Linked DNA regions of Homo sapiens: all the other regions are linked to region 3. Evidence: chromatin loops called from intact Hi-C (ENCODE). Cell type or tissue: mammary epithelial cell. All regions are shown on one strand. Each heading gives the region's core, and the rest is flanking DNA. Links, peaks and the distances in the headings are about the cores only. Region 1 has its middle 160 kb from the start of PTBP2. Region 2 overlaps LINC01787 (long intergenic non-protein coding RNA 1787). Region 3 has its middle 42 kb from the start of LINC01787.

What was found. A loop is a pair of places that touch in the nucleus more often than their neighbours do. Peaks named below come from ENCODE experiments on the same cell type or tissue, not always from the same donor. Only the 100,000 strongest peaks of a DNase experiment are listed, where the experiment ranks them.
Region 1: a loop joins it to region 3, with 12 times the contacts of the local background. A loop is called at or near these places in 3 of 110 quality-filtered maps.
Region 2: a loop joins it to region 3, with 3 times the contacts of the local background. A loop is called at or near these places in 2 of 110 quality-filtered maps.

Annotation. Positions count from the first base shown.
Region 1 is chr1:96,556,376-96,563,463 of GRCh38, reverse strand. No RefSeq gene overlaps it. Among named protein-coding and RNA genes, the nearest start is that of PTBP2, 160 kb to the left of the region's middle. In mammary epithelial cell, for the core only: no CTCF peak of the experiment used is centred there; a DNase peak (open chromatin) is centred at 3,173; H3K4me3 peaks cover 171 bases; H3K27ac peaks cover 1,836 bases.
Region 2 is chr1:96,306,522-96,313,609 of GRCh38, reverse strand. The region is part of intron 3 of LINC01787 (long intergenic non-protein coding RNA 1787); the gene reads left to right. Among named protein-coding and RNA genes, the nearest start is that of LINC01787, 64 kb to the left of the region's middle. In mammary epithelial cell, for the core only: no CTCF peak of the experiment used is centred there; a DNase peak (open chromatin) is centred at 3,649; H3K27ac peaks cover 638 bases.
Region 3 is chr1:96,412,648-96,419,735 of GRCh38, reverse strand. It overlaps the pseudogene UBE2WP1. Among named protein-coding and RNA genes, the nearest start is that of LINC01787, 42 kb to the right of the region's middle. In mammary epithelial cell, for the core only: no CTCF peak of the experiment used is centred there; a DNase peak (open chromatin) is centred at 3,385; H3K27ac peaks cover 1,686 bases.

The DNA of each region.
Region 1 (7,088 bases), core at 889-5,888, 140 kb before region 3:
TGAAGAGTATTCAAGTAAATGCAAGTCCAGACTCAATTGACAGTCCCAAGATCGTTAGATTGATTTATCACCTAGCAAAGGTCAAATATTAAAACATGGGTAGGGAAATAATATCCTTTAAGAGTCTAAGGAGAGAAAAAATGTGTGATCTTAGCATAGTTTTTAAAAATATTAGCTCCAGTTGCAGTATTTCAAAGTATAGTAAAATTTCAGTTCAGCAGTAATTCCTGTTAACCAGAGTCTATTATCTTTAAAAAAACAGGTGGGGATAATTTTCAAGCCAAGACACTCATACACGAGTGATTTCAGTATGCATTTGGATAAACTGCTTCTTCCTTCTTTATCTCAATATTGGCAGCTCAATATTGGTATGTTCCAAAGCTCATCTCTCAGTTGATTGTTTGAAACTCAGAGTATATATTTTTAATAGCATCAGGATAATAATACTACTTTGCATGTGAAGCTCACAAAAGAACGGGACAGATCTGACATGCTCTGCATTGATAATAAAAAGAAGCTATAGGGTTATAGTACCAATGATTAAAATAAATGTTTAAGTAAAAGCAACGTTCAGATTCTTTGAGTTATCCTATTACCACACTTATCTAATCTATGATGGACTCAGAGACTTCTACAGTGGGGGCGAAAACCAAGCCTCCATTTTCACCTCTCTGATTGTTCACAGAAATGACTGATAATAGACAAATTAATAGGAGAAAAAGGCATATGAATTTATTTTATGTGCATAAGCACAAGGGAATCACAAGAGTATGATTACTCCTTAATCCAATGATGTTCAGATGCTTATATGCACTTCTTTATAGGGCAAGGGGAGATCGAAGTGTAGAAGTAAATAATTTTGCCGGGAAATGAATGAGCTTAAAGAACAGTGGCCTGGGACAAAGTTCCTCTGAGCTTTGGGGGAAGTGGTGGGAAGGTGAGGAGTGAAACTTCACTGTGAACAAAGGTTGTCTTATTATGCAGATAAAGTTTTCCAGGTAATCTTTTTGAGCTGTCTCAGAAGAACACATAAAAAGTGTGTCTGAGCACAGTGAAGACTCTCAGTGTCTTCTCTTTTCTGGTGTTAAAATTTTCCTGTTTATTTGATGAGATTCCTAGGGAGGGGGTCTTAAGACAATTGCATTTCTTTTGGAAAAAGGTTTTCCTAGTGATATAAGGGAATTCCAGAGAGAGTCCTTCCTGGTGCATCAGAAAAGAAAGAGGATCAGAGAGACAGGTGCAGGGCTTGGGAGGAAGATCAGAGAAAGACCTTGGTTCTGAGGCTTATTTCTGAGGTCTTTTAATTTCCCTTAATTCAAAGCATTCAGCATCCAAGACACCATATTTTGATGTATCATTTTTTAAGCCCCAATACTACCAATAGCTGAAGTTCTTCTAAAGTCCTAGAAGGCAAAGACTGAAAGTTTAATAATGTTTACATGGCAGAATATTAGTTTCAGGTTAAATTCATGAAACAGAAAGATTGGATATTTTACGAGATGTTAATTTGCTTTATTAAATAATGCTGTCTCTTCAATAATAATTTATGCTGCAGATTTATAATATTTTAGTATTTTAAGTTTTTATGAACTCTTATGTTGATACATTTGCTTTTAAGAAAGATTATTATCCATATTTACATATTATTTGATGGTAAGTCCTTCATTAAGAATACGGCATCCAGGCCGGGCATGGTGGCTCATGCCTGTAATCCCAGCACTTTGGGAGGCCAAGGTGGGTGGATCACGAGGTCAGGAGATTGAGATCAGCCTGACCAACATGGTGAAACCCTGTCTCTACTAAAAATACAAAAATTAGCCAGGCATGGTGGCACGCACCTGTAATCCCAGCTACTCGGGAGGCTGAGGCAGGAGAATCGCTTGAACCTGAGAGGCGGAGGTTGCAGTGAGTGGAGATCACACCAGTGCACTCCAGCCTGGGCGACAGAGTGAGACTCTGCTTCAAAAAAAAAAAAAATTAGTCAGACATGGTAGTGTCTACTTGGGAGGCTGAGGTGGGAGGATCCCTTGAGCCCTGGAGTTTGAGGTAATAGTGAGCTATGATCATGCCTCTGCACTCCAGCTTTGGTAACTGAGTGAAACCCCATCTCAGAAAAAAAAAAAAAAAAAAGAAAGATAAAGGAAAAAAAAAGAATACAGCATTCAAAATTCTAGGACGCTTGTTGACACCAACAACTAGTCTTCTAATATTTTAAACATCAACTGGGTGTCTAATAATTCAATTCAATTCTGTTACTATCTACCTAGAGCTAGCTCCAGATCCCACAAATTGAAGCAGCTCAGTCTTACAAGACCACCCTACTAGAGATGCCAGCTGCAAGTCTTGAACCACCTGCACTTCTTATTGACTGACTATAAATTGGCGGTTCCAATGACCTTCTCCTCATGTTTGATAATTATTAGAATGGGTCACAGAACCTAGAAAAAATACTTTATCCACATTTTCTGGCTTATTATAAAGGATATAACTCAAGAACAGCCAAATGAAAGTGAGGCAGAAGGCAAAATATGACAGGAGAAGTGGTACAGAGATTTCATGACCTTTCTGGGCACCTTAGTATGTTCACCAACCTGGAAGCTCTCCTAACCTTCTTGTTTAAGAGCTTTTATAGCACTCAATCTTCAGCCCCTCCTTTCCCTGGAGGTCAGGTGTAGGTCTGAAAATTCCTATTGTTATAGGATCCATAGGTTTGTATGACCCCTGCAGTAACAGACCAATTACACTGAGATAGCAGGCTTTGCAGCAGAGAAAGGATTTAATAATTGCATGGTGCTGAGTGAGGAGATGGGAGGAGACCCTGAAATCTGTCCCCCTGAGGAGTTCTGGGCCAGGACTTTTAAGAGGACCATGGTGGGTGAGGGGCTAGAAAATTGGAGTTGTTGATTAGTTAGGTAAGGGGGATGAAATCATCTGGATGTAGAAAATGCGTTTTTTCGTGAGTCAGCTTCTTGGGGAATTCTTCAGACCAGCGGGCATCAGTAGTTTCACTGGTATGCAGGATTGAAAAAATATTGCAAAGGCAAAACTTAAAGTTTCACAATGTTCAGGTTGTTATAATAGAGCAGTCAAGGGGAACTATGATCCTGTGACAGGGTCTACATGATTCTGATGAAACAGTCACCAAACAACCATGAGGAAGCAGGTCAGTGAGCCAGCTGGCCTAGTGATTAATGCTTAGTGTGCTGCAAGCTTGGTTTGTTTTCTTTCTCTCCCTCCCTTCTTCCCTGATTAATTCTGTAAAGTTTATAGGAGCAGTTTCACTTCTCTCTAATGGTTTGGTCTTTCTAGTGGCTAGCACCACCTTGATGCTACCTAGGATTCCCGCCCTAAGTCACCTCATTAGCATAAACTTAGGTGTGATTGAAAGAGACTCCTTATGAATAACAAAAGACTCTCTTACCACTTAGGAAATTCCATGAGTTTTAGGAACCTGGTGCCAGAAACAGAGACAAAGATCAATGAATGTATTCCTGATTTCACAACAATTATCAAGCTACTTTATAACTTAGTATCCAGAAATATTTTATCACCAGAAAAAGAAGGTTCAGTTCCCCACTTCCCTTTTATTTTGCATGAACATATTTTGAGAACTGATCCTTTTATAACTGAAGGAAAGAAATGGTAGCTATTATAAAGACTACAAAGGAGGAAAGGATGACTAAGGAAGGAAATAATTTTGGGAGACCACTCCATTTGACTAATTGAAAAGATACAGTCAGTTGAGGCAGCATGGCTTTAGAATTAGATAGATCTGCATTTGGAGCTCAGTTCTAGCCCTTTCTAGGTATGTAAACTTCATCAAGTTACATAATCTTTCTGGGCTTCAGTTTCTTCATCTATAAAATAGAGAAATAACAATAACAACTTTGCAGGGTATTTCTGAGGTCTATAGTTAAATTATTGGAGCACCAAAAGGATAGTCTTGATCTGAAGTTAAATTATTTGGAACATTTATTCACGGTTGTATGAAGAACAAAAAAAAGCGAAAGCAAATCGGCATGTGTCTTGAGTATAAACAATGAATCCCTAGGGAAAGCAAAATCTGCAATAGAGAGAAGAGAGAGAAAAGAGTTTCATTTATTAGGTAGCCAGACTAATCCTCCTGAAGAATGCAAGTGAAAACATGGGACTGTATATGTGTATTGCTGTTTGGGTCAAACGCTTAATCAGATTTCTAGAAACAAAAAAGCCTTAATTTGTTGTTGTTGCTGTTGAATATTATGGTGTAAATTCTCTCTCTATAGCTGATTTTAAGGTTCAAAGATGACATCACTGAATGCACATTTGGATAGAAATGTTAACAATTCAATCTCAGGATCCAGCATAAGCCAGCTCTAGCACGCCACTGTGTGTGTGTGTGTGTGTGTGTGTATCTTTTATATACATGTATATATATGAATAATATATGGACAATTCATATATGTATATAAAACACATAAAATCTTAAATGCATGAAATTGCTGACAAAATAGTAATAATTCATTAGAATAAAGTCTAAATAAAAGTTATTTAAACATTGATGCCACTTTTATCTTGAGGTCATTTGCTAAAGTTGATGACATTCAGCTTTGAACTGTGTTGCCTCCTGGGCCTGGGCAATGGCTGACTAAGCCTCAGGCTCATACAGGCAGGAAGCCTAAAAAGAGACAATCTCCCCATAAAAAAAGTCCGGGAGCAACATCCTCAGTGCAATCAGAAGGAATATCTCCTTTTCATCCTGCCATTGGAGACTGAGTGGACATTCATTATCAAGCTAATCAGATGAAGGGGGAAAACAAATTGCCTCTGAGAAGTTTTAACCACTAGCCAGCCCTCAAATGGATTGGTAGCCCACATGAGCGGTCCAAAACACTTGCAAACATGAAGTATCTCTACACACTTGGCATAAGAAAATGCAGATTATCTCCGGAGGAGAATGCGCTTTCAGCCCAGACTTCAAAGTATATCCACCAGTAGCTTTAGCATTTTTCAATTGAAAAAAAAAAAAAACCATTAAGTACAAAAGGAAACATGTCATCATGCATGAGATATTCAGAAATTAGATAAAGCAGAAACAGGTCCTCTAAGATTTCAAATATTGAAACAGAAAACAAATATGCCTAAAGAAGACAAAGATATTCTAGAAAACAGAAAACAAGAGATTACAAAGCATATCTTAAAAAGAATCAAATTCAATTTATAAATTTAGAAATATAATACTGTAAATCATTGCTTCTTCTAGATTAGCATGCATAAAAATTAACTGGATAGCTTGTCAAAACATAGATTCCTATGGGCCCTACTCCTGTTTAGTTGTTCTGAGGTCAGTTCTAAGAATTTTCATTTCTAACAAGCTCTCAGATGATACTAGTGCTGCTGGCCTGAAGACCACACTTGGAATAACACTATCGTAAATAAAAGAGCTCAATGGATTGGCTTGACAGCAGTTTAAATCAGCTAAAGAGAAAATGAATAAGCTAGAAGGAAGGTCAAAAGAAATTATTCAGAATGCATTCAGGAAATATAAAAAGACAGAAAATAGAAAAGAGAGAGATAAACAATAATGGAGAATGGAGCACAAGAAGAGAAAGAAAGGGTAGCAGAGGTCATATTTAAAGAAAATAATAATTAACATTGTTCAGAAGTGGTGAAAGATACAATTCACAGATCTGAGAAGTCAAATAAATCCCAAGTGGTATAACTTTAAAGAAATAAATAAATAAAGGAAAGATAATAAGCTGATTCCTCAACCAAGAAAGTGACTGGTTGGTTTCCTTGTTTTCAAGGAATGTGACTGAGAAGAAAGAAAACGCAGCATTCTGGAGATATTTCTCAGACATCGGTCCAGGATTCCTTCAACTGTGGCTCTGCATCATTAGAGATTTCACTGATGGTTTGCATATTGGTTTTCCTCTGATCATGGCATGAAACAGAGAAAGGGCATGTGTTCCCTTAAGTTGCTCTACAAATAGCTGGGGTTGAGTCAGTGTCTTTCTTATAGGAGGTGTTGTGAAAGAATATTCATTTGTTTCTGGAATCACACGTGAAGTTGGGGGTGGAGTCCTATGCATTTGCCGTATTGGGAACGATCAGAATTTGGTGTAGCCATAATTTAGGAGAGTTACCTGGAGATTTTCCTCTACCTGAATATGGTATTAGGTATTGTCTGGACTTAGGGATTGTCTGGACTGAACAGAGTGGAGTGGTATTCAGAGTTATTGTAGAAAAATTCATCTATCTCAAATTTGCTGGTTGTTCAAAGACTACATCTTCTAAAGGAAAATGAATTCTTTTATTTCATACACATTTTCAACAATAAGTATCAAAACAGAAAGAATCTTCTGTTAACCCTCACTAGGTGGGAAAATTACATTAGCAGAGAATTCCCTTCTCTGAGGCACTGTTGTTAACCTAGATTTTTGCTTTAATTTGCCTAAGTATTTATCTGTCTACCATCAAAGGACTAGAAAATTGTGTTAGTTATAAATAAATGGAAGCAACTGAAGACTAGCAGAGAAAATTGTCTTCTTACCCCCCTCCAATTAATTTCAGCAAATTAATTTTATGTCAGAATAAAAATCTATTTTGGTGATCTCATGGGATAATAAAAACATTACCTAGCTAGAAGAGTATAGCTCATTAAAAGGTATCACTCATTCAATACTTTCTTACATAAAGACTTATTGATTAGTGGGGACACAGTTTGCTGGACACTTATAAGTGTCTGGGTTATAAAGATAAATAAGAGAGATTTCTTTTTTTTTTTTTTTTCGTAGAGATGGGATCTCACTATGTTGCTCAGGCTGGTCTTGAACTCCTGGCCTCAAGCAATCCTCCCTCCCTGGCCTCACAAAACACTGGGATTACAAGTGGAAGCCACAAAGCCTGGCTAAAAAGAGAGATTTCTGTTTCTGTCTATGCTGTTATCAATGATACTAGACTATCTTTCCTGACATAAGTGACTTTAAAACTGGGCAAAATATATGAAACAACTATTTTCATTGGACAATAGTTGACACAACACTTGCCACCCTAGGGAAGAGGAAAACAAGAGATGAGCCTCATGACTGCCCTACCTTCTGCCTGGA
Region 2 (7,088 bases), core at 1,040-6,039, 110 kb after region 3:
GTAGCAGACCACCTTCTCAATGAGAGCAAAAATAAAAGCTAGATAAAAATTAAACCTGTTTGAACCCACCAGAAAGTAATCAAGGCAACCAAACTTGGAGACCCAGGATTCCAAAGAGAAGGAAAATTTGCTAAGAGTATTTTTCTTGGCAGCTTTTCCCTTTGAGTCATTAGTTAGTGCATATGCAATGTGGGTAGAAAGGCTCAGAAGCTAAAAGAAGGCAGATGGATGCTAAGAGGCAGAGAATTTCAGTGCTGTTTGGAGATTTTTAAATGAAGTTCAAAGCCCAGCAAGGGGGAAAACCACAATAAACTTTCTAGGTATTTCTCTAACTCTCCTAAAATAGCATATACTAGAAATAATAGCAAATTAGAAGACCAGGCCTAAAACCAGTTATAAATAGCTTAATATCTAATTGTATTAAAGTGACTGACTTTTACACTAACTGGCTATCAGAGAGTTGCAAGACAGAGGATTAGTGATTTTGAAAGATGTTAGTAAAAAAAAAATACAAAATAGGATGGCAAACACAAAAAGGATAATATGACTTGTATAATACATAGAAAATACATATATGTGACAGACTCTCAGGACTGCAAAAGAGACCGAATAAAGGGCAAAAATTACCCAAAACTGATTAAAGACATTAAGCCACATATTCAAGAAACACTATAAAGCCCAATCAGAATGAGAACAAAGAAATCATTTTCAGGCACATTATGGTAAAGTTAATGAAAACTAATGACAAAGAGCAAAATCTTAGAAACATCTAAGAAAAAGATAAATTACTTTCAAAGAAACAATTTTATAATTATTAACTTGCTTCTCAACAAAGACAATAGCAGTTAGAAAAGACTGACATGGCATCTTTAAAATGCTGAAAAAAAATAGTTGTTATAGTAGAATTCTCAGAGTAAATATTCTTCAAAAATGAGAGTAGAGAGATTTCCTTATAAACAAAAACAAAATATATATAAAACGACAACAATAATAATAATGTATTGTGACATTTAATCAAAACACATGACAAAATAACAAATGGAAAAGGGGTAACTGAAGTGTTGTAACATCCTTGCCTTACCTAGGGATGCTAATTTATATGAGATTTAGAAGTGAGAGATCTACAGGAGAGCCACCAAAAGGACAAATAAAAAAAATTTTAAAAGTGAATTAATATAACTTAAAACTTAATAGAGAAAATATGATAACAAAAAAATACTCGATAAACCCAAAAAACGAAAAGGAGAGAAGTCTAGACCAAGTGGAAGAAATAAAATAAAGCATTAAGATGGTTGATTTAAATCCAAATGTATCAGTAATTACTTAAATTAATAATAGTTATTAAATTTCTATTAAATTATCCAATTAATAGTCAAGATTTTCAGAATAAAAACCACTGCCAATTATATACAGTGGTTTTTAAAAGAGATAAAAACTTAAATAACTACACAAAAATTGTAAAGTCAAATAAAAGAAAAAAGGTATAACATTCAAAGGATAATCAAAATAAACATGTAGTTATGCTAAGATAAGAAATAGTAGACTTTAAGACAGGAAGTATATTAGAGGTAAAGACGGGACATTTTGTAATGATAAAAAGATCAATTTAAAATTTAAAATTTTTATGCAGCTAATTACATACCTTAGAAATCAAAACTGAAAAAAATTAATGAATAAATAAGTACGCAAATACGGTGAAAGATTTTTAACACAAAATTCACAAAAAGTCGTAGGATAAGGCACGTAAAAAAATCAGTAAAAATATAGAATACTCAAAAAGTAAGATTAATAAGCATTGGCCTAATCGATCATATAGAGCACTGCATTCAACTGTACAATATACAGGAGTACACATGCAATATTTCTCAAAATGTTTATATCCTGGACTATATATGTACATGAGGCAAATCTCAACATATATCAAATAATTGAAATAATACAAAGTGTGTTTTTTTACTACTATGGAATTAAATTTGAAATTAGTGACGGTTAACCCCCTAAAGTATGAAAATTAAATAATCCATAATTTTTTAAAGAATCAATAAAATAATAAAAAATATTTTGAAGCAAAATATAACCAAAAAAGAATATATAAAATTTGTGGTATGGCGTTACAGCCATTTTATAGCCTGCAAATTATATATTTTATATAATTTGCAAATTTTATTTTAATATAAAATATTAAATATAATATATAATATATAAAATATTAAATATAATTATATTAAATATAATTAATATAAAATATTAAATATATAAATTATATATTTGCAAATTTTATAGCCTGCAAATTATATATTTAAAGATAAAAACCTGAAAATTGATGACCTGTGTGTATCCATTTGAAGATGTTAGCAAAAGAGCATAAGTTTAAACCTAAATAAGGCGGAATGAAGAAAATAATAAGGAATCAAATTTAATAAAATAGAAAACAAGCACACAATAGAGAAAATCAGCAAAATCAGAAGTTGTTCATTTCAAAAGCCAAAATTTGATAAATACATATGAAGACTAACCAAGACAGTGGAGCAAAAAGGTACAAATTACCAATACTAAGTAATAAAAGAAGGGGTATAACGATAGAGCCTAGAAACATTAAAAGATATTCAATGACTATCATGAACACCTTTTTTCCTCAAAATTAAAAATTTAGATAAAATAAATGAGAATCATATCTGTAATTTGTTTTCAAAATGTGCAAAAGGAAAAACAATTTTCAACTAATCTTTAAGGCCAGCATAACATGATACAAAACTTGATAAAAACATGTTACTGGTCAATCTTTGTTATGAACATTGATTAAATATCTTAAAGTGATATTAGCATTCCAAACTCAACAATGTATATAAAGGATAATATATCACCACCATGTTGAACATTTTGTAGAAATGCAAATTTCATTTAATATAAAAAAATCAAGAAATTGTTAAGTCTACAGTGGAAAAGCTTGGGAGACCCCAGTTTAACCAAGTGATCACAGTTAATGTTGCTATTACTGGGAAAGGATATACCATGTTTAGAGATTGAAAGATCCAATATTTTAAGATGTCAATTCTCTGTACATTGATATATAGACTAAAATTCCCCAATTGTGTAAAGTAAAATTATTATTCTAGAAATTACAAGGAAAATTAAAGGACTCAAACTAGCCTCTCTAAGATGATAAAGTCGCAAAACATATTACCACATATGAACATTATAAGCCCACTGAGATTACACAAGTGTTATTGAAATTAAGGACTGAAAAACAGATTAGTGGATCAGAACAATTTAGAAACGAAACTACATGGTCACTTGATTTATTACACATAACCCTGCAGAACAGAATCTTTTCAATACATGGTGCTGGATAAATTTAGTGTCCATATTAAAAAAATAAAACTGCCAGCCACTTCCCAATTATAAATAAATTCCTCATATAGATTTAAATTCAAAAGATAAAAAAATTAAAGTATCTATATAAAGCTGCGCTAGTCAATAAGGTAGCCATTAGTCACATGGGTATTTAAATTTACATTTCAATTAATTAAAATTAAAAACAATTAAAAATTCAGTTCCTTAGTTGTATTAGTCACATTTCAATTGTGCAATAGCTAGCTTTTGCCACAATCCTGTGGCTAGCAGCCACTGCATTGAGCAACAAAGATATGGAACATGTCCATCACTGTAGAAAGTTCTGTTGGACAGTATCAGCAGAGGTTTACATAAGATACCATCTTTATGACTAGGGCTAGGAGAAAAGAAACCAACCATAAAGGAAGAACTGACAATATATATAGAACTCTTAAAAACTGACAACAACAATAACAAAAAAGAAAAATGGACAAAATCATGAAATGTTTATAATAAATGATACACAAATAGCTTTTTAATATATAAAAGAAATGCTTAATGTTACTCATAATAAGAGAAAAAATGATAAAAGTACACTGATGTATTATTTTTAACTGTCAAATTACTGGCCAGAAGATTGGCCACAGGCTGTTCAACAGAGGTGGGGGAATGGGCACTCTCCTAGTGGGGGTGCAAAATGGTACAGCCACAGTAAAGGTAAACTTGGTAATATATATGGAAATTATATATTCTTTGCCACATGACTCAGCAATCCCACTTCTAGGATTTTAGTCTGAAGATACAAAAAAAAAAAATTTGGTACAAGATTACTCGCAAGTAAAAATTGGAAGCAACCTAAATACCATATAGAAAGTCAAATACGCTCTGGCACATTCACACATTGGAGTACTATGTAGCTGCCAAATATTAATTAGTAAAATAATCAGTACAAGCAATGATAAAAAAATCTCTTTAATATGACATTAAAGAGATTTAATTTGACATTAAAAATCTCTTTAATGTGAGTGATTTCTAGGATGCATTGTTATACGAAAAAAGCAAGATGCAAATGAAAAACCTACAATATGCTACCTTTCTTCTAAGAAGCAAGAGGAAATTAGAATATGTATGTCTATACTTGTTTAATTTCACTGAAACAAATACAGGAATAACGAACTAGAAAGTAATAAAATTGATTACCTACAGGGTTGTGAGTTAGGTGGAAGGGGTATAGATGTGAGTGTGATTTTTTTTGCATATATATTTGATATAGTTTTCATTGTGAACTATGCTTTTTTTAAAACAAATTTTAGAAAATTAAATCAACAAAGATGAAGAAAAGAAACTTCAAACTGGAGATAAGCAGAAACAAATAAACTGAACTTTGTAGCTCACTAAAAAAAACTACAAAAAAGAAAAAAAGAATTAATCCAGGTAATTTTGGAATGCTGTATTCTGACTATACAGCCTCAGAGGGATATATTCTAAGGACTAAAAAAATGCAAAGAAATTCCTGACTTTTATGACAAGGTTTGTTTTGCTAAGCGGTATGGATGTAGCAATTCTGAAATTATGTTTTATATATTATAGGATAGAGCAAATATGTTAACGTTGTGGGCAAGACAGGATGTACAAATGGTACAAGTCAGAAACACAGGGATGAAGTACAAAGTCATGAAGCAGATGAGATTGCCCAGGGTATAGTGAGAGGAAAAGACTGTTTTTAAGAGGTGGGAGAAATTCCTACATTTCAGCAGTGGACCGCTTTTGAGGAACTCGTGGTGTGTTTTTTCTCTTCCCCTTTTTCTTGTCAGGTTGAATAAATGTGTTATAGACAAAAAATGACCCTTTAAAATGCAAAAAGTCCGGGTGCAGTGGCTCACCCCTGTAATCCCAGCACTTTGGGATGCTGAGGCAGGCGGATCACCTGAGGTCAGGAGTTTGAGACCAGCCTGGCCAATATGGCGAAACCTTGTCTCTACTAAAAATACAAAAAAATTAGCCGGTTGTGGTGGCGGGCGCCTGTAATTCCAGCTACTTAGGAGGCTGAGGCAGGAGAATTGCTTGAACCTGGGAGGCGGAGGTTGCAGTCAGCCAAGATCGTGCCACTGCACTCCAACCTGCGCAACAGAGCGAGACAACACCTCAAAAAAAGAAATTGCAAAAAACAAAAAAAGAGAAACCTCTTGATGGTCAGGCAATGTCTTTTAATATAATGTGTAAGATACAAAAAAACTCAGTTCAGGGTTTTATTATGAATATTTTTGGAGATACTGAGCAGTTTCTTGAGGCAATATATTTTTTTTTAATTAGAGACTTCTGACGACTCAAGTTTTAAAAATAAGCTGTACATTAAAAGATATGAATGAAGAATATTATTGATTTAAGTAAAAAAGTTCACTCAGGTTCATAAAATGGAACAAGATCATGTCCTTTGCAGGGACATGGATGGAGCTGGAAGCCATTATCCTCAGCAAACTAACAGAGGCACACAAAACCAAATACTGCATGTTCTCACTTAAAAGTGGGAGCTGAACAATGAGAACACATGGACACAGGGAGGTGAACAACACACTGGGGCCTGTCATGGGAGTTTGGGGGAGGGAGAGCATCAGGATAAAGAGCGAATGCATGCATTAGCTATTGATAGGTGCAGCAAAACACCGCGGCACATGTTTACCTCTGTAACAAACCTGCATATCCTGCACGTGCATCCTGGAACTTATAAAATAATAAAATAAAATAAAGTATTTTAAAAAGTTCACTCAGGATCAAAATATGCATACACATTGGCTTGATTGCAAATACAGAAAACACATTTGCCTTTTCTGAAGTGCCCTGTGATCAGTGCATCATACGTTTTGTGGGGTCGTCAGGCGGCTTGGTGGGAAGTCAGTCACCACATCAACAGGCACAAACATTTTGAAAAGAATTCTTGGGGTTTTAGAGAGTCAATGAATAACCATCTTCTCTCCTGTATTCTAGTTTTGAAAACAATGAGAAATAACTGACCAAAAATGAGATAAAATTTACACCTTTATCATTGGTAAACATTTGATTGGCAGTAATGGGCCCGCGGTAGTTCAATGGTCCTGCAGCACTCTCAGTCCTTGGTGGTCTAGACACTCACCTAAAGGAACGTGTGGAATGGAAGAGGTGACACACTCATTGCTGAGTTACATCGGTCAGGGTTGGAGATGGAAGAAAACATAGAAATAAATCCTTGGTCATTTTTTAATAGATTTCCCAATCATTCAATGTGGACACAAGAGTCAGTAATTTCACTTTTATTTCATAAGAAACAATGAGTAAGAAAATGAGACAAGATACCAGGAATGTTAATCTAGAAGCAGTCCCTCTCCTTGGAAACATGAATAGGAGCAAGAATCATTTTAAATTCTTGTGGTTGCCTTTGGACTGCAAATATCAAGAATTAACAAGTATCTGTTTAATGAATGTGACCTAGTTTCAAATAAAACTGATTTGGTTAAAAACCAAAACTATTCATTAAAAAGCGATGATATTTTATAAATACAAATATATTTCTTAGAATTACTGCAAAGTTTTTGGCCTTAGAATTATTGTGAAGTTACTGTAAGCAACTTTTACATCTCATGGGCTTTTGAAAAATACATTTTTTTTTACTATAAAACTGGTAAATTTGGCAGTATTCATGATGTAAAGAAGAGTCAGAATTGTGATATTCCAGGGCTAAATGTATCTTGCAAATTTTAAGAATGTTTGAGTAGTCATGT
Region 3 (7,088 bases), core at 697-5,696:
ATTATGGACTGCACTAATTTATCATCACTGCCATTTTTCTTACTTCCAAAATAAAGCCTTGATTAAACCATTCATACCCTATATTACTCATACCTTTACTTCAGAGATTGAGGAACTATATACAACAAATGAATTTATTTTCACCATAGGGATAACATAGTGTACCTCTCTGCCAGTGTTACTTGAAAATCTTCCATGTCAACTTGACAGCAGATATAAACTATTAAATAAATAAGCAGTGATCTTTCATTACAGTCCTTTAAAGATGCATGATTATTCATGCTGTTAACCTTAGGATCACAGTGCACAGAATCCAAATATAAACAGTTGGGGAGGCTTTTAGAGTAATGTTGGATCCCTCACTTTATTTATATTCCCACTGTAACTGATAAGTTCATTTCATAGGCCCTATCATGCATTAATCCTTGAGTGGCAGGAGTTAATGAAAATTGTTCCTGTTACAACGTCCATTGCCGGCAATAAACGTACCAAAACCGCCAAGGAAGTCATTGTTATTGCACAATACGTGAGGACCTGGAGCTTTTCCAAAAGCTTAAAAAATAAAAATAAAAATGGAATTATATTTGACATTCCCTGACACCTGGATTAATACTGTATGACTAATAAAAGCATGTCAGTTGCCTGGACTGAATCAGCGATCAAAATGTGCCCAGAATGCACACAAGTAAAAATGCAGTAAAAGGATGTAGTCTTCATTGCCTATAGGTCACTTCCAGTCAAAGACTGAATGATCAAAGTGCTCATTTTCTCAATAGGACTATCTTCTGTAGGAGGATCATAACAGTGGCATCAACAAGCGTCTTCATGATACCACCATTTTGTTTTCTTTGGATTCTTGTTACGTGTTCGCACATAAAAAGAATTATCTGGTGGTCGTCTCTTTTCTTTGCAGCTGGAAAGCATGCTAATAATGCTAAGACAAACTGATTGGACGGAGAGCGCTGGGAACCAGTCTTCTGTTAGAATGGATAAACAGGTATGACCATTGCTATAATCATGAGGATGAACAGGAATATTTTCACTGGTAAACATGACTGTGTAATTGAATTTTGAACAGTCTTTTCATTTAAAGTCATCCCAGGAGGTGGGTCATTTTGCAAAGCCAACAATTATTTCTGTAGTCATTGAGACTGAAATAATTCTTCACCAACAACAGAAACGCAACACTTTGGCGTAACATACCTCAGTCTAGAAATAAAAGATATTGGTCTGAAAAGAAAATTATACTGCCTTTTTTTTTGAGACGGAGTCTCACCCTGTTGCCTAGGCTGGAGTGCAATGGCATGATTCATTGCAACCTCTGCCTCCCAGGTTCAAACGATTCTCCTGCCTCAGCCTCCCGAGTAGCTGGGACTACAGGCACACACCACCACGCCCGGCTAATTTTTTGTATCTTTAGTAGAGACAAGGTTTCACCATGTTGGCCAGGCTGTTCTCGAACTCCTAACCTCGTGATCCGCCCACCTCGGCCTCCCAAAGTGCTGGGATTACAGTGCCCGGCCTTAGATTTAAAATTTAATGCAGGAATAGAAAACCAAATGCTGCATGTTCTCCCTTATAAGCGGGAGATCAACAGTGAATACACACGGACATAAAGATGGAAACAATGCTGGAGCCTTCTAGCGGGGAAGGCAGAGAGAGGAGCAAGGATCAAAAAACCACCTATCAGGTACTATGCTCGCTACCTGGGTGACGGGATCATTTGTATTACAAACTTCAGTGACATGCAATTTATCCATGTAGCAAACATGTACATGTACCCTCTGAAATGAAAAAGTTGAGAAAAAATATTTATGATTTAAGGCCAACTGGGGGCCAGAGTTGAGGGTGACTAGTAAATGTCTGCTAATTATGGCCTCTCTAAGCTTAACCATATATACAAATGACACTGTGTTGGTAAAGTATTGATTTGGAAAATAAAGTGAGTCATAGGTAAAATGAATTTAAAATGATAGCCCCAAATGAAATAATATTATGGAAAGCAATTCCATAAATCTAGCTTGTTCAATACTTTATAATGTGAAATAGAATACTTAAAACAGCCACAGTCTTTGATACAATCAAATAACCAACAAATTCTGCCAATTTGGGCTTCCTAAAATTCTCCTGGGGGCCAAAATCATCCATTTTGTATGGTCATGTAGCTATACAGTTAATGCCAAAGATCTGGGGCTTTTTTCCTGCAATTTTTTACTTTTGGTGACTGAAAGGAAATGCCACTCACTACTCTTTGCAAAAGGAAGATTTTCATGGATATCTTGCTCTTTATGATTTCAAGAAGCAGATAAATATTCTTCACGAACTGTTTTAATGATATAGCAATCCAGAATAAAGATTTGGTATCACAAAGAAGTGATTCTATTCTAAAATTTCATTTTGAATTTTCTGGTCACAGTGTTGTAGGGAGGCATGGTTAAGTATTAAAATGAAGCACTTGCTTAAACCAAAGGGGATTTCCTAATCAGAAGTGAAAGCCTCCTGATACTCTGCTGCAGGCGTGTGATACTGCAGCCCTTCTCTAAGTGCATATCTCACATTCAAAGTCATTTCTCCATGCCTGTCAAGTGAACTGAACCCCCTGATTGTCTGTCTAGGACAGGGATCCATTTCTAATGTATGAGGCTACAGTTTTTGAACTCATAAACTGTAAACTGTATTAAATAAACTGTCTCCTGATTGATGAGTGCTGCTCTTATAGGCTAATTTCTCATCTAAACAGTGATATGAAAATTCTTGCTAAAGGGTTGGTGACAGGACTAAACGGGGGTAATAGCAGACTTAATCAAGAAAGACAAATGGGATTCATTAACAACTGGCACTCAGCAGACAGTCTTCAGAGACTTCTCAGCACAATCTCATTGGTCCAATCGAAAATAATTGTGTGCTGCTTTTATCACTGAATGCAGAACAAGGCCAATGAAAAATTCTATTGCTGATATTAAGTAGAATTCAAATTCGGATTGAATTTTGTGCCAGGCAGCCCATCTCTGGATGAGAGGAATGGAGGGGGAAAAATCGTGGCTTTCATGCTGGGATTTTTTTTCTCTGATTGATCAGTTTTCCCATATTGCTCATTCCACTCCGGTATCTTAATCAACTGGATCTTGCCCTAACTGGCAGGGATGTCTATGCCAGAGGCATCTGGTCTCTGGCTGGCTTAAGAATTGGCACATGGTTTATTTTGTCCAAGCTTGCTGAGCTCCACTTCCAGTAATGCCTGTCTTATTGAGCTGTTTAGATTTGGCTTGTGCGGTAGAGATGACTAACTCTCTACCAGAGCATGCTCCCCTTCCGCAGTACAGAGATTTTCCTAGGAAGTTCCTTCTAAATCAGGATCTATGTTTCCCAGTCCCCCTGCATTTACGTGAGGGAAGTGTGACTAAGTTGTTGCCAGTGGTTTCCAGGCCAAAGAAATGCGTGCCATTTCCAGACCTGTCATGTAATACTTTCACACTTAGTCTTTCACCCTCTATTTTTCCGATCTGTCAGCCAGAATTAGAGGATCCAGCAGATCCAAGCCACTTGTAAGTGATGAAGCCACAGACAGAAGGAACATGAGTCATATGTGGGAAGAGTAGTGGATTTTACATGAAGGAGAAATAGTTCTCACGTTACACCACTGAGAATTAGGGGTTTATTTGTTGTGGCATCTAACTTTACTTTGATTGAGGCAGCTAGTTTTAGGTCTGCCTTTAGGCCTATTGGCTTTGGTGACCTTACTTCTTTTTTTTCTTTTTTTCTTTTTTTTTTTTTCCCGGAGTCTTGCTCTTGTCACCCAGGCTAGAGTGCAATGGCAAGATCTCAGCTCACTGTAGCCTCCGCCTCCTGGGTTCAAGCGACTCTTCTGCCTCAGCCTCCCGAGTAGCTGGGATTACGGGCACCCGCCACTAAGCCCAGCTAATTTTTCTATTTTTAGTAGAGACAGGGTTTCACCATGTTGGTCAGGCTGGTCTTGAACTGCTGACCACGTGACCCGCCCGCCCTGGCCTCCCAAAGTGCTGGGATTACAGCTGTGAGCCACCGCGCCCGGCCATGACCTTACTTCTTCTTCTTCTTCTATTTTTTTTTTTTTTGAGACAGAGTTTCGCTCTGTTGCCCAGGCTGGAGTGCAGTGGTGCGATCTCGGCTCACTGCAAGCTCCACCTCCTGGGTTCAGGCCATTCTCCTGCCTCAGCCTCCAGAGTAGCTGGGACTACAGGTGCCTACCACCATGCCTGGCTAATTTTTTGTATTTTTAGTAGAGATGGGGTTTCACCATGTTAGCCAGGATGGTCTGGATCTCCTGACCTCGTGATCCGCCCACCTTGGCCTCCCAAAGTGCTGGGATTACAGGGGTGAGCCACTGCGCCCAGCCCTTACTTCTTAACTGACCTCCTTAGCTTTTGATTTTGTGTACAGTTGGGCTTTAAGGCATGTGTACCCTTCTGGCTTGGGCTTGTGAACTCTAAGCTCCATTTTTGGATGAGGATTTCCCATTGGCCTGCTTCCCCCCTAGAGCCCATTCTCAGGTACCCAGGTATAACGTGTGCCCCATCCCACCCCAAACTGTCAGTGAGAAAAATGAGATTGGACACACATAGTTGAAGCCAATTAACATCTTGTTTTTAGTTTTTTTTTTCTTTTTTTAATCTTTAGCATCAAGAGGTTATACAGGAATTTTATAGAAATAGCTATCTGGTCAGATTAAGGGGAAGCAGCAACTGCGGCCCAGAAGTTTTAAATGCTGCTTAACCCGCTCTCCTCTAGGCTGCACTTCTGGGGTTATTGGGCTGACAACAGCTGGACCATTCTGAGACACTTACTATGGCAGATGCTGTTGTGGCCTGCCCATATTCTTTCAACTCCCACTGTTCCATTACACATCAATGGTGTCTACTGCAAGATACTGCTATGCTCCTCCTAGGCGTTTTATCTTGACAGGTCTGAAGTGCCACTGAGGGCAGGCTGTAGCCCATGACAGATGAGGGTTAGGGGATTAAAAACGCAGCCTCCTTGTCCCTCAGCAGTGGATAACTCTGAGGCATGCTCTACGTTGTCTCTCGCAGTGCCTAGTGGGGCTGAGCCTCAACTGCAGCCAGCTATAATGCACATGTCATGGTCTCCCTTCCCTTCTACGTTTTAGTTCCCTGTTTCTCTACTGGGGCTTCCTAAGATTACCACCCAAATGAACTACTTGTGCTCAGATCCTTATCGCTAGATCTGCTTTTGGGGAATCCAGCCTAAGACACTGACAGTCTTCCTTTTCATTTTAGGGATTATGACATCAGCTATTTTTGAACATGAGCCAATCAACTGATGGGAAGTAGCTGCTGATCTCTGATGTAGTGAATTATAATCTGCTAAATAGGAGAAGTAAAAACAGCTGATATATAAATTTGATATGTAAATTAGTATGCTGCATTAAAGCTAATTAAAGCTGAGAATTATATAGAAAATAATTTTTTGGTGTATGTGGACACTGTGAGAGCTGTAATCACAGATACACTTCATCTAGTTGAAGCAACTTCAGGAAATGTGGTCACTCCATCTGTTTTTTCTGCTCTCTTTTGAGGGTTCAACTGTATTGTTCTAGATATGACATCAAGGGACATTATGGCGACTCTACACTTGAGGATGAAAATTTCCATTTGAAGAACAAGTTACCTGCACCTGGCAGGTGCAGTGACCTGGCAGCTGCCTCAGAAGTGGCAGCTCTTGCTGCCAGCTCTGCTCTGATCTATGCTTCTGCAAGCCATACTGCCTAGTGGATATGCCAGTGTGGCTGGGTAACGGTTTTTATCTTTCCTACAATCTCTCAGGTGCCTTATACCCCCAAATAAATACCCAATCTTAATAACAATTGTGTGCTTCTAGGATAATATATCAAGTCATTTAACATAAGTAAAAAAATAAACATAAAAACAAGTGAAAACATTAGGCTTGTTATCCACTGCGGTTTTAGCTCAAGTCCATCTCTCCATCCACTTTCTGCAGATAGCTGCTGTGAAGCCCTTCCGAATAAGAAATTCTGGAGCTGTTTCAACTCTAGGTACAAATACAGCCACAGCATGAGTGAGTGGCATGAACAAGTTTTACCCTAACTTCGTGCCCTCTCCAAGATCTTTGTGCTTTCAACTGCCCCTTCCCACACATTTGGCAGCCTCCCTCCAAGGCTTTATGCGAGCCGTATTTCCCATGCCTCTCCCATCACTAGATGATTGTGAGAGTGAAATATGAGTCTAGCCACAGAAGATAACATAATCTTTACATTTTCAGCAAAAGCAGGTGATAGCATATATTTGCCCTTCAGACACCTGAGGCGACTCTAGCCACACCCCCCTCAACTTCTCTAGGACCCATAATAATGAGTAAGTCAAGTGGAGATCGCAACTTTGAGGGTAAACAGCCAAACACCCCTCAGCACCTACTGATGCCTGTGTTATCGCCCTGAAGGATTTCTTCAGGTTTTGAAGAGCGACGTGAGAGAGTTTTCTTGCATTGATTCTAGCCCCTGAGTTGTTGGAAGGGACACTTCTCAGTATGGCAAAGTATTTCATTCCCTGAAGCTAAGGCTTAGCAGATGTCTCCTGATGAAAGCCACTAAGCAAAGGCTTGAAAAATCACCTAAAACTATAGAAACACCGGGAAGGTGCTAATTGAAGCAGGAGAGCCTGGGCTTCTAGTGAAATTCTCAGAAATAAAAAAAACAAGAATGTGATTAGAGAAGTCTCACTGGATGCCATGGGATAAATAACATGTATATAATATATGAGATGTGTATATATATTTATATATTTATACACATCATGCATAGTATATGTATCTATATCCTTTTATTTAAAAAATGATGGTACACTATACACTGTTATGTACACTGTTTAGCCACTTAATGCTAAATCTGGGGGACTGTTTCATAGCTCTCCTTATAGAAAAGTCTTGTTATTTTCTACATATATAAATATAATGAATTTATGAATATGGTTATTAATGTTACAAAAAGGTTATATCATTACTAGATTTGATCTCTGACATGTAATCATTGTTCCTGCAGTTAATCATAATGCAACTTCAAGCCAATTTAGTAATTT